Regions from separate parts of the Homo sapiens genome. Here region 2 is linked to region 1. The links are chromatin loops, found by intact Hi-C in ENCODE. Cell type or tissue: PC-3. All regions are shown on one strand. Each heading gives the region's core, and the rest is flanking DNA. Links, peaks and the distances in the headings are about the cores only.

The links. A loop is a pair of places that touch in the nucleus more often than their neighbours do. Peaks named below come from ENCODE experiments on the same cell type or tissue, not always from the same donor. Only the 100,000 strongest peaks of a DNase experiment are listed, where the experiment ranks them.
Region 2: it touches region 1 in a loop (2.9-fold over the local background); 1 of 110 quality-filtered maps calls a loop at or near these places.

Annotation. Positions count from the first base shown.
Region 1 is chr21:15,190,521-15,195,186 of GRCh38, reverse strand. No RefSeq gene overlaps it. Among named protein-coding and RNA genes, the nearest start is that of LINC02920, 130 kb to the right of the region's middle. In PC-3, for the core only: no CTCF peak of the experiment used is centred there; a DNase peak (open chromatin) is centred at 2,766; H3K4me3 peaks cover 1,509 bases; H3K27ac peaks cover 2,543 bases.
Region 2 is chr21:15,280,054-15,284,719 of GRCh38, reverse strand. It overlaps LOC105369292 (a long non-coding RNA gene), which reads left to right and starts at 993. Exons shown (of 4, transcript XR_937592.2): 1 at 993-1,367; 2 at 3,973-4,225. In PC-3, for the core only: no CTCF peak of the experiment used is centred there; no DNase peak of the experiment used is centred there; H3K27ac peaks cover 1,053 bases.

The DNA.
Region 1 (4,666 bases), core at 383-4,382:
ACAGGGTCTCACTATGCTGGCAAGGCTGGTTGCAAACTCCTGGGCTCAAGTGATTCTCCTGCCTTGGCCTCTCCAAGTTCTGGCATTACAAGCATGAGCCACCACACTTGGCTACTTTTTTGTTTGTTTGCTTTGCTTTGCTTTTGCTGGATTTCTGTAATTTACATCCAAAAACATTCAAATGAGTACAAAGTTCTACTTTGTAGAGAACCGTCATCCTAAGGTTTTAAGACATCTAAAGCTAATGGTTTGTACTTTGTCACAGCTATTTATAATTTTTTTATTTTTATTTTGGAGATAGAGTCTCACTCTGCGGCCCAGGCTGGAGTGCAGTGGTTCAGTCTTGGCTCACTGCAACCTCTGCCTCCCCGGTTCAAGCAATTCTCATGCCTCAGCTTCCCGAGTAGCTGGGACTACAGGCGCACACCACATGCCTGGCTAATTTTTGTATTTTTAGTAGAGATGGGGTTTCCTCCCTGCTGGCCAGGCTGGTCTCAAACTCCTGGCCTCAAGCAATCTGCCCTCACCTTCCCAAAGTGCTGGGATTATAGGAGTGAGCCACTGCTCCCAGCAGCTACTGTTTATAATTTTGAAAGCAGAAGCTACATATGTCCAGGGATGCTGTACCCAACAGTAACCAATCAGAAATGAAGATGTGTTTTTCTTTTCTTTAGGGAAAAAAATGCCCAGGAGTTCATGACTTAGGCCAGGATGAAAAATCACTTTGGAGTCACAGAGAGTAGCCTGATTTAGAAAGGTAGAGACAATGGAACCATGGAATTACTTGGGAACCTTCCTGAAAAGGATATAGCACCTTGACTAAATCACTGAGGATTGCGTCCCTGAGAAAGGTGAGCAAAAGGTAAATGTGAGAGATGTGGGTAAAGGCAGCAAGATCAGTTACTTCTCCCTTAGGTAGCTCACTGAGGAGGAAAAACCACGGGGGTCCAGGACCTTACTCCGGTCCCTTACTAGTAGCTTGCAGTTTAGAATGGACTGTTTGTGTATAACAGCAATTGCTAGGACTTCAAACATGGACAGCCTTTGGCCAACCTTAGAACTGAAGAAGTGAGATAACTGCAGCATTCTGGGCCAGTCATCACTGTTCCAACTGTGTAGGACTAATCTTTGAGAGGCATCAGCTGCAGCAGAGCACTGTTTTGCCTCTATATCCTTCCACTTTCTGGTAGCCAGAATTGGCCTACTTTGGACTGGATGAGCCTGCAGAGGGTAGGGAATCGATGAGTAAGGGAAAGACAGGGAACCTGAAGAAAAAAATACTAGACTTCCAGTTACGAAGACATGTAAGTCTTTGCTATAGTTTGGACGTGTCCCCTAAAAAGCACGGGCTGGAAACTTAATCCTCAGTGCAACACTATTGGGAGGCAGGGCCTAATCACAGGTGTTTAGGTCATGAGGGCTCTACCCTCATGAATGGATTCATGTCAATTATAAGAAAGCTTCAGGCTGTGAGTTCAATCTCCTGCTCCCCTTCACCCACGTGATGCCCTCCTCCCTCACCAGATTCCAACCCCTCCATCATGGACTTTCCAAACTCCAGAACTGTGAGGAAAAAACTATTTGCTTTGTAAATTACACTGTCTCTGATATTCTGTTACAGCAGTGCAACATGCACCAAGATAGTCCCACAGCGGTTAACTGAAAATGAAAAAAAGTTACTGACTGCTTTTGTACCAGGATTTGTGGAGCACTTTATAGAACATATAATTTCATTTACTATTTGGGCATTCAAAGAAATCTTAAATCATATTCTCTCATATTTCATTTGTTAACTGTGAGGTCTTCAAAAGTATATGGCCTCAATTGAGGACACCATGGGGCTCTCTTTTGCCCAATTCTGGGCAGACTTTTTGTAACATATTTAATGCAGGTTTTTGTATGCACATACTGTACACCTCCAAGGGAGGCAATATAGTTTGTTAACCAGAACTGGAAAATGATTAATTATTTGTTCTCACCCATAGGTGGTAGACATCTGTGGGTATCTCTATACATAAGGAAGACAGCATACTGCCCCTATGTTCCCATCTCAATTAGTTAATTTTACTTAGAAACAAAGTTGTGGACTTGTCTTAAAAATTGCTTTACATTGGCCGGGCGCGGTGGCTCATGCCTGTAATCCCAGCACTTTGGGAGGCTGAGGCGGGTGGATCACGAGGTCAGGAGATGGAGACCATCCTGGCTAACACGGTGAAACCCCGTCTCTACAAAAAACTAGCAGGGCATGGTGGCGGGCGCCTGTAGTCCCAGCTGCTGGGGAGGCTGAGGCAGGAGAATGGCGTGAACCTGGGAGGCGGAGCTTGCAGTGAGCCGAGGTTGTGCCACTGCACTCCAGCCTGGGCAACTAAGCAAGACTCTGTCTCAAAAAATTAAATTAAATTAAATTAAATTAAATTAAATTAAATTAAATTAAATTAAAAAACAAAAAAATTGCTTTACATTTTGCTCTTCTAGTTTTATCTAAGTCACTGCCCCATAGCCTGTGTCCCTTGTAATTTATTAGGTGTCTTTCACAATTTGTAACAAACCCCTATTTTCTAGTCGTATCCCTTTTGTTATTCCACCTACTAGAAATGTGTATTAGTCAGCTCCAGTCAGCTCAATCTTCTTCCTTCAGCCATCACTGTCAGGCTCCCAAACAGATTTCTTCTGTCGCCCAACAGGATCTTGCTTCACCTTCTAGTCTGAATGTTCTGGTAACTTTTTTGTTTGTTTGTTTCAACATAGGCAATTAATCATGCACATTTATGACCTGCAATCTCCAAGAAGGCTTCAGGATGTACCCAGTGGGAGAATTCATGGACTAGTAGGCAAAATGCCAGCTCAGACAGGAATACTTGATACTCTGGTATTTCTGGCTCTAGTAAATATTGCCCAAATCACCATAAAAAAAAGACATTTAAGTGCACTGATTTCGGGGGAGGGTAGACTGCAAAAGAGATCATTTTAGGGCTCTGTCACTTTCTCCCTCGCCTGTCCTCCCCTCAAATATCTTTGTTCTTTTAAATCCTATCCCGTCCTTATTCCTTTTCCCTTTACTATTTTCTACAACCTAAAAGTTGGCTCAGCCTAGAAATAGTACCGGGTAGAAAAATCTTAATAGGGTATATGGTCATGGGTAAAGAGATGGTTGCAAAATATATTGTTGGAATGAGTTGGGGATAGGAGCTGAAATCGGGGAGAAGTCCCATTACTCTGGTAACAAAAAACATATAAAGAGTGAGAGAAGGAAAATCAAATCACCATTTATTACAAATACATCTTCAAACTTGGTTCAATAGTTGTCTCTAAAGCCACTATGTTACAAGATTTTGTTAATGATTTTAGTTTTTTCTAAGTTAAACAAGTAATGCTTGTTCCTTGTAAAAAAAATCAAATAATACAGAAGTCTAAAAAAAATGTAAAACCTCCAAAACCTGATTCCCTGGAAGGAAAAATTGATTACAACTCGGTACTTTTTTGGACTTGCAAATTTTTACATACATGTATTTTTTCAACGTATAATACAAAATATATAAAGGGCCCCTTCTTTTAAAAAGAATTACTTTATTCTTTTGTATGAATAAGATAAAAATAAACATACTCTCAGCATACACTTTACTCTTACTCATGAACATCGTAATTGTTCATATTTGAGGTATATAAATTTGACATTTAATAGGCAACTCTCTACAAATTATTATTTATGAGTCAAAATTTAGTTTATTCAAAAAACGGTGACTAAAAAGCATGATATCTGTTCTTATGCAGCTTAAATTCTATTTGGAAAATAAAGCCACGCCAAAGAAATATTAAAACAAAAATATCAGGAATAAATGCTAATAAAATAATGAAAATATCATAACGTGAAAGAGTGACTGTGTATCTACTTTACATTTTTATGGTATCTCTTTTAAGTCTTATCCACCAAGAAAAAAACTAAAGTATGAGTTTTATACTGTAGTTTTGTACAATTAAATTCTCAAGATTCAAAAATACCTTCCAAATGCTAGCAATTAGGCGTATAAACTCTCGTAGGCTTTGTGCAATGGTATCCTGTAAGGCCAGCTCTTTCTAAGTCAATCACTATGGGTCTGATTGACCTTGGCAGTATTACAGGGTCATATTTTTACATGGCTGAGCTGTTCTTGAACAATTTCTACAATGTACTAGGTACAAATAGTCTTTTCTTCAGCACAAGGCATGCGTGTCTTATCTTCTCACCCATTCTTCTCCTCACTGCCACTCCACCCCACCTTTTCTTTCATTACTTTTATGAAAGAAAAACTATTGTAGGACATGTAAAGAAAACTCGTCCCCACGGGCTTTTTTTCTTTCAGCCTGCCCTTTCTTCATGCTATGTTATAGTTGAAATACTGCACTTGTGGACTCCTGGTTTATTCTTAAGATGGATTTTATTTGTGAGTTTATCTGGTTGTTTTGTGGCTCCAATATCGCAAAGAATAACCTCTTTTCATTTTCATCAGAGGAAGGACAAGAGCTGGAAAGGGATGTGGTTCTATCAGCAATTCGCCTAGGAAAAATTTCAATGTTTTTCTAAACTGTTCTACAAAGGAATTGCAATGTCATCACAAAAAAAGACTGAGATTACAGTTCTTAACTATCAAATATCTCCAATAAAATATAATTTTTAAATAAAGAAATA
Region 2 (4,666 bases), core at 322-4,321, 90 kb before region 1:
ACAGTTTTGCTGTGTCCCCACCCAAATCTCACCTTGAACTTAATAATCCCCACATGTCAAGGGTGGGGCCAGGTAGAGATAATTGAATCATGGGGGCAGTTTCTTCCATACTCTTCTTGTGGTAGTAAATAAGTCTCATGATATCTGATGGTTTTATAAAGGAGAGCTCCTCTGCACAAGCTTTCTCTTGCCTGCTACCATGTAAGACATGACTTTGCTTTTCATTCGCCTTCCACCATGATTGTGAGGCCTCCCCAACCATATGGAACTGTGAATCAATTAAACCTCTTTCCTTTACAAATTACCCACTCTTTGGTATGTCTTTATTAGCAGTGTGAGAACAGACTAATACAGTACAGTCATTGACATTGCTGAAACCAAGGAACATTGGAATGGAAAGCACTTACTATGTGCATTCTGCGGTGGATAATGCTTATTAAGAGCACATTCTCTCTTAAATCAATATAGCAATGATTGGAAGCAAATCATGATTTGTTACTGCAGAGTGCACATAGTAAGTGCTTCCCCAAAGTGTGTGTGCTTAAGTTGCATGCATACACGGGTGTGTGTGTACTCACAGGCACATACACACACATACCCTGCAGTGTTCAGACAAAGCTGTGGCTGCTGAACACCTGCATTGCTTCAGCATTTCATTACTCTATTGAAGTAAAACACCTGTCTACACACTTTGGACTTCTGTCACTTTTATATGTACCACTGTTTATTAATAGCCACTTTGTGAGTCGTTTTCCAGCCTTCTGGGGCTGCTTTTAGAATTGCAGACATACTCAGAAGAAGGGAATTCAAGGTCAGCAGTCAGTGTTAAGCAAGTCCTATATTTATAAAATTTTTAGAAATGAATAACTTATCATTCTTCATCTCCATCCTTGCTGGGCTCAGGACCAGCCACTATTTTCACCAAATCTTTTTTTAACACAGGGATGAACATCTAGTGGGCATCTGTGGTTCAAGCTCACTCAAGGTTTGTCACTCTGGTGATTGGCTAAGGAATAACAGTATGGAGTCAGCTCTGCCTTCTCTTCCTGCCAATCTGGCTCACCTCAGGACCAGGTGCAAATTTCACGGGAGCATCTAGCCTCTGAAAAACTCTTCATAGTCGCTGCCATTCTTTCCAGGAAAGAGAAGAATGTGCAGTGATGGACGACGTGTATTTTTGTTGGTGTATTTCTGCATATGTGTTTTGTTTACTCTCTTTTTTTTCCTTTTTTCTTTTTTTAATTTGCTTTTCACCAAACTGGAGTGAGGGCTTGTGCTAGGTTTTGGACTCTGATCTGCCTTTGAAGACTCTTCCAAATGCAAAGACTTCATGTTCCTTGTTTATTATGGAAAAATAAACAATGAAGGTTTGTATAATATTGAGTATGTAGTCAATGTATAATATGGGTAAACAAAAAATGTATGCACAGAATTATGAACAAAGTCATAAAAAATCAACAATTAAAATAAAAGCTATAAAATGAATGTATTTGGTCACATGTGAAAGCCTTCCCAGGAAATGATTAAAGCAAATAATGGGAATTCCTTAAATTTCATCAGGAAACCAGGTACTTCCCTGGAATCTCATTAAAAAGACATAAATTTAAAATGTAACTAATATCTGACAAAGAATAATGAAATAATACATATTACCATGTATATGGTACAGAGTGGACACTTCATAAATATTTCTTTATCACTCAAATAATTGTACAATCTATTTTTATAACAAATATTAGTAGGATTTGTGAAGAATAAAGAAAGAAGAATGGAAAGTTGCCTGTGGATTATCAGAACTGTCCAGTGGTAATTCCTGGCTGCCCAATTTAATCATTCTATTTATTTTGGCAGGCACCTACTTACATGAGGGTTGTGGCAACAGGCTAGGTAATGCAACATTAACCATAAAGAACATTTAACTTTCTCTGCTATAACTCAACACCCGTCATGAATGTTTAGATCTTTATTTGGCTTCTGAAGCTGATTCTTTCAGAAGAACAAAACTGCCTTTGGCAATCAAAAGAAATATTCTAATTTACTTAGTGATAATATTTCCAAGTATTAATTAATACATTGTAATTCTCTTTTAAAAATAAATTTCTGACAGGTGTTGTTACAATGAGAATCTATCCCTCAAAATCTGATCACGAGATCTGTGATTTCTAAATTGATGGAATCAAGATATTTCCACTCCTCTCCTCTCAAAATCCAACCCCCTAAAATTCAGGAAAATAGAATAAAAACAAATAAACAAAAAAATTGAATATATTCATTAAAAATTAATAGATATCTATAGTCCCAGGCCACAGAATTTGAAGACTAAAGTCAATGTAAGAATAATAAATAGTTTAGAAGAGTGGAGGAGAATAAGCTCTTGCAGATGGATATACATAGTTGGCCCCTAAAAGTTATAAAAGACTCAGGAATTGGAATTACGCAGAATAATTTGAAGGAATTAGGGAGAGGACTTGAGAAACTGCTAGGGAGCAATTAGCCTCAAATTTCTGGTTCCCACCCACTCTGAGCACCTTCAGATGACTGCCCCACTAGGGAGCAGTTAGCTTCAGATTCCTGGTTCCTGTCCACTCTGAGCACCTTCAGATGACTGCCCCACTTTTACTACACCTGCGAGCATGAGGCATCAAAGACAGCAAAGTAGCATATTGAAAAAAAAAAAGGAATTAATCTAACTGAACTGTGGACCCTGAGCCTTTCTTTTCCACCAAATTCTAGAATGCTGGTAGCCAAGCTAATAACCCCCAGGTGTGTGTAAGAGAGAATGTACTGCCTCCGAGAAAACTCCTGTGGGAATACAGGCATTTGGAGATTTCACAACATAGAAGCTAACTGGCCAGTTGTGGGAACCTCAGGAGGTTTAGCAGTGCAAAACTGCAGCCTACACCCATAGAACTTTCCATTTACTTCTGAACGCATTGATATTAATTAGTAAAGAACAAAAACATCATAGAAAACATCTAAAATTAAAATGAGAAAAGAACTATAGTGAATTCAGGGAGCAAACAAACAAAAAACAAAACAAAAAAACACTGTAATTTGTATCCCTGGAGAGGTAAGAGAGGTATTGAACCCACAGAACAACATGAAAATGCATAAAAAGGAACACTCATGAAACAAGAAATAGATATTTAGAAAATAAAAATTTAACAAAAGAATCGGAAGATCAAAAACATAAAGCGATAACCAATAGGAGGGAAAAGAGTAAAGAAAATATTAAGCAAAAAGGCCCAACATCTGACTAACAGGAGTTCCATAGAGAAAATCAGATAATTCCTCACTCTGAAGGATGTAAGTCTCCAGATGGTAAAGACTTACTACCAAGTGCCTAAAGCTATAAATGGAAAAAAAGAAAAGAAAAAGCAGGAATAAAGAGGAAACCTTCCAGGGAGAAAAAGGGGATACATTAAAAGATAAGGACTAAAAATTGCTTTTGCTTTTTAATAGCAACATAGAAAGCTAGAGGACGGTAGTGAGACAGCCAAGTATAAAGGGCTCCCCGGAAAACCTCCGACTGGCCAGTGCGCTGGGAGAATGCTGTGGAGCCATGGGAAGTTTGTGCCCTTTCCAGTGGGGAGGAGCCTGGCTTCTCCTGTCCCAGGGTGATAACTAGGGTTTCAATCTGTGAGGCAAGAAACCCACACTCAGGACTCTTGCTTTGCTGAGGGTCCCTATTTCCCTTTTTTACCTTTCACCCAATGAAACCTGCTCTTCTCACCCTTCAAAGTATCTGCCAGCCTAATCTTTCATGGTCATGTGACAAGATCCCAGCTTTTAGCTGAACTAAGGAGGAAGTCCTACAACAGTAGCACAATCCATTTCAGATTCTTGATGTAAATGATATCCATTCTAGTAGTTCACGTCCAATGACACAATCAGCCTTACATGAAAATGAAATAAGGATATTTTATGAAATGTTGTCTTAAAAAAATTACCTTTGATCTCTATTTCTCCAAGAACTAGTGGATGCTCTACCCATAATGGAATAAACCAAGAAGGAGCAAGACTAAAGATCAGAAAGCAGGTAATCCAAATCGAGAGAGACAAAAGAAATGACCAGGAGGTACAGAGGGTCCAAGATTATAGTTGAGAAGAAGCTTTCAAACAGAGGAGAGCCATTTCAGATTGGACAAAAGCACCCCCTGCCCCCACCACCGGAAGGATGCTTCCAGGGGAAAGACAGATGAAGAAGAAATGGAGAGATTACCAGGTAGATTTCACTGTATCGGAATTTGAATGAAACAAGATTTTATACAGCTGTTGGAAGGTGTATGATGACTTAACCATAATTTCAAAGCAAACCAAGAAAACTAGAAGAAAAAGTTTCAGTTCTTAACCCAGGAAAAGATACTATAATAATATACTATAAATATAGTGTGCCACCTGGGTTCACTTTGAATAGCATTTACATTAGTCATAATAATTATAATACTGACTATGGATTTTTCACCACACTGTGATAGGGTTGGATAATGTTTAAAATTAATAACCAAAATAAAGCAATGCTATATAGGACTTGAAAATAAGGAGGCAAGTACCAGAAAAGCTAAGAAAGATGACATTTCTCATCTCCAAAGAAAGATCATATTGGTGAGGAGGATAGTTGTGGGCTGGAAGGTAAGGGGGAAGGGGAACACTGTTATAAGCCTTT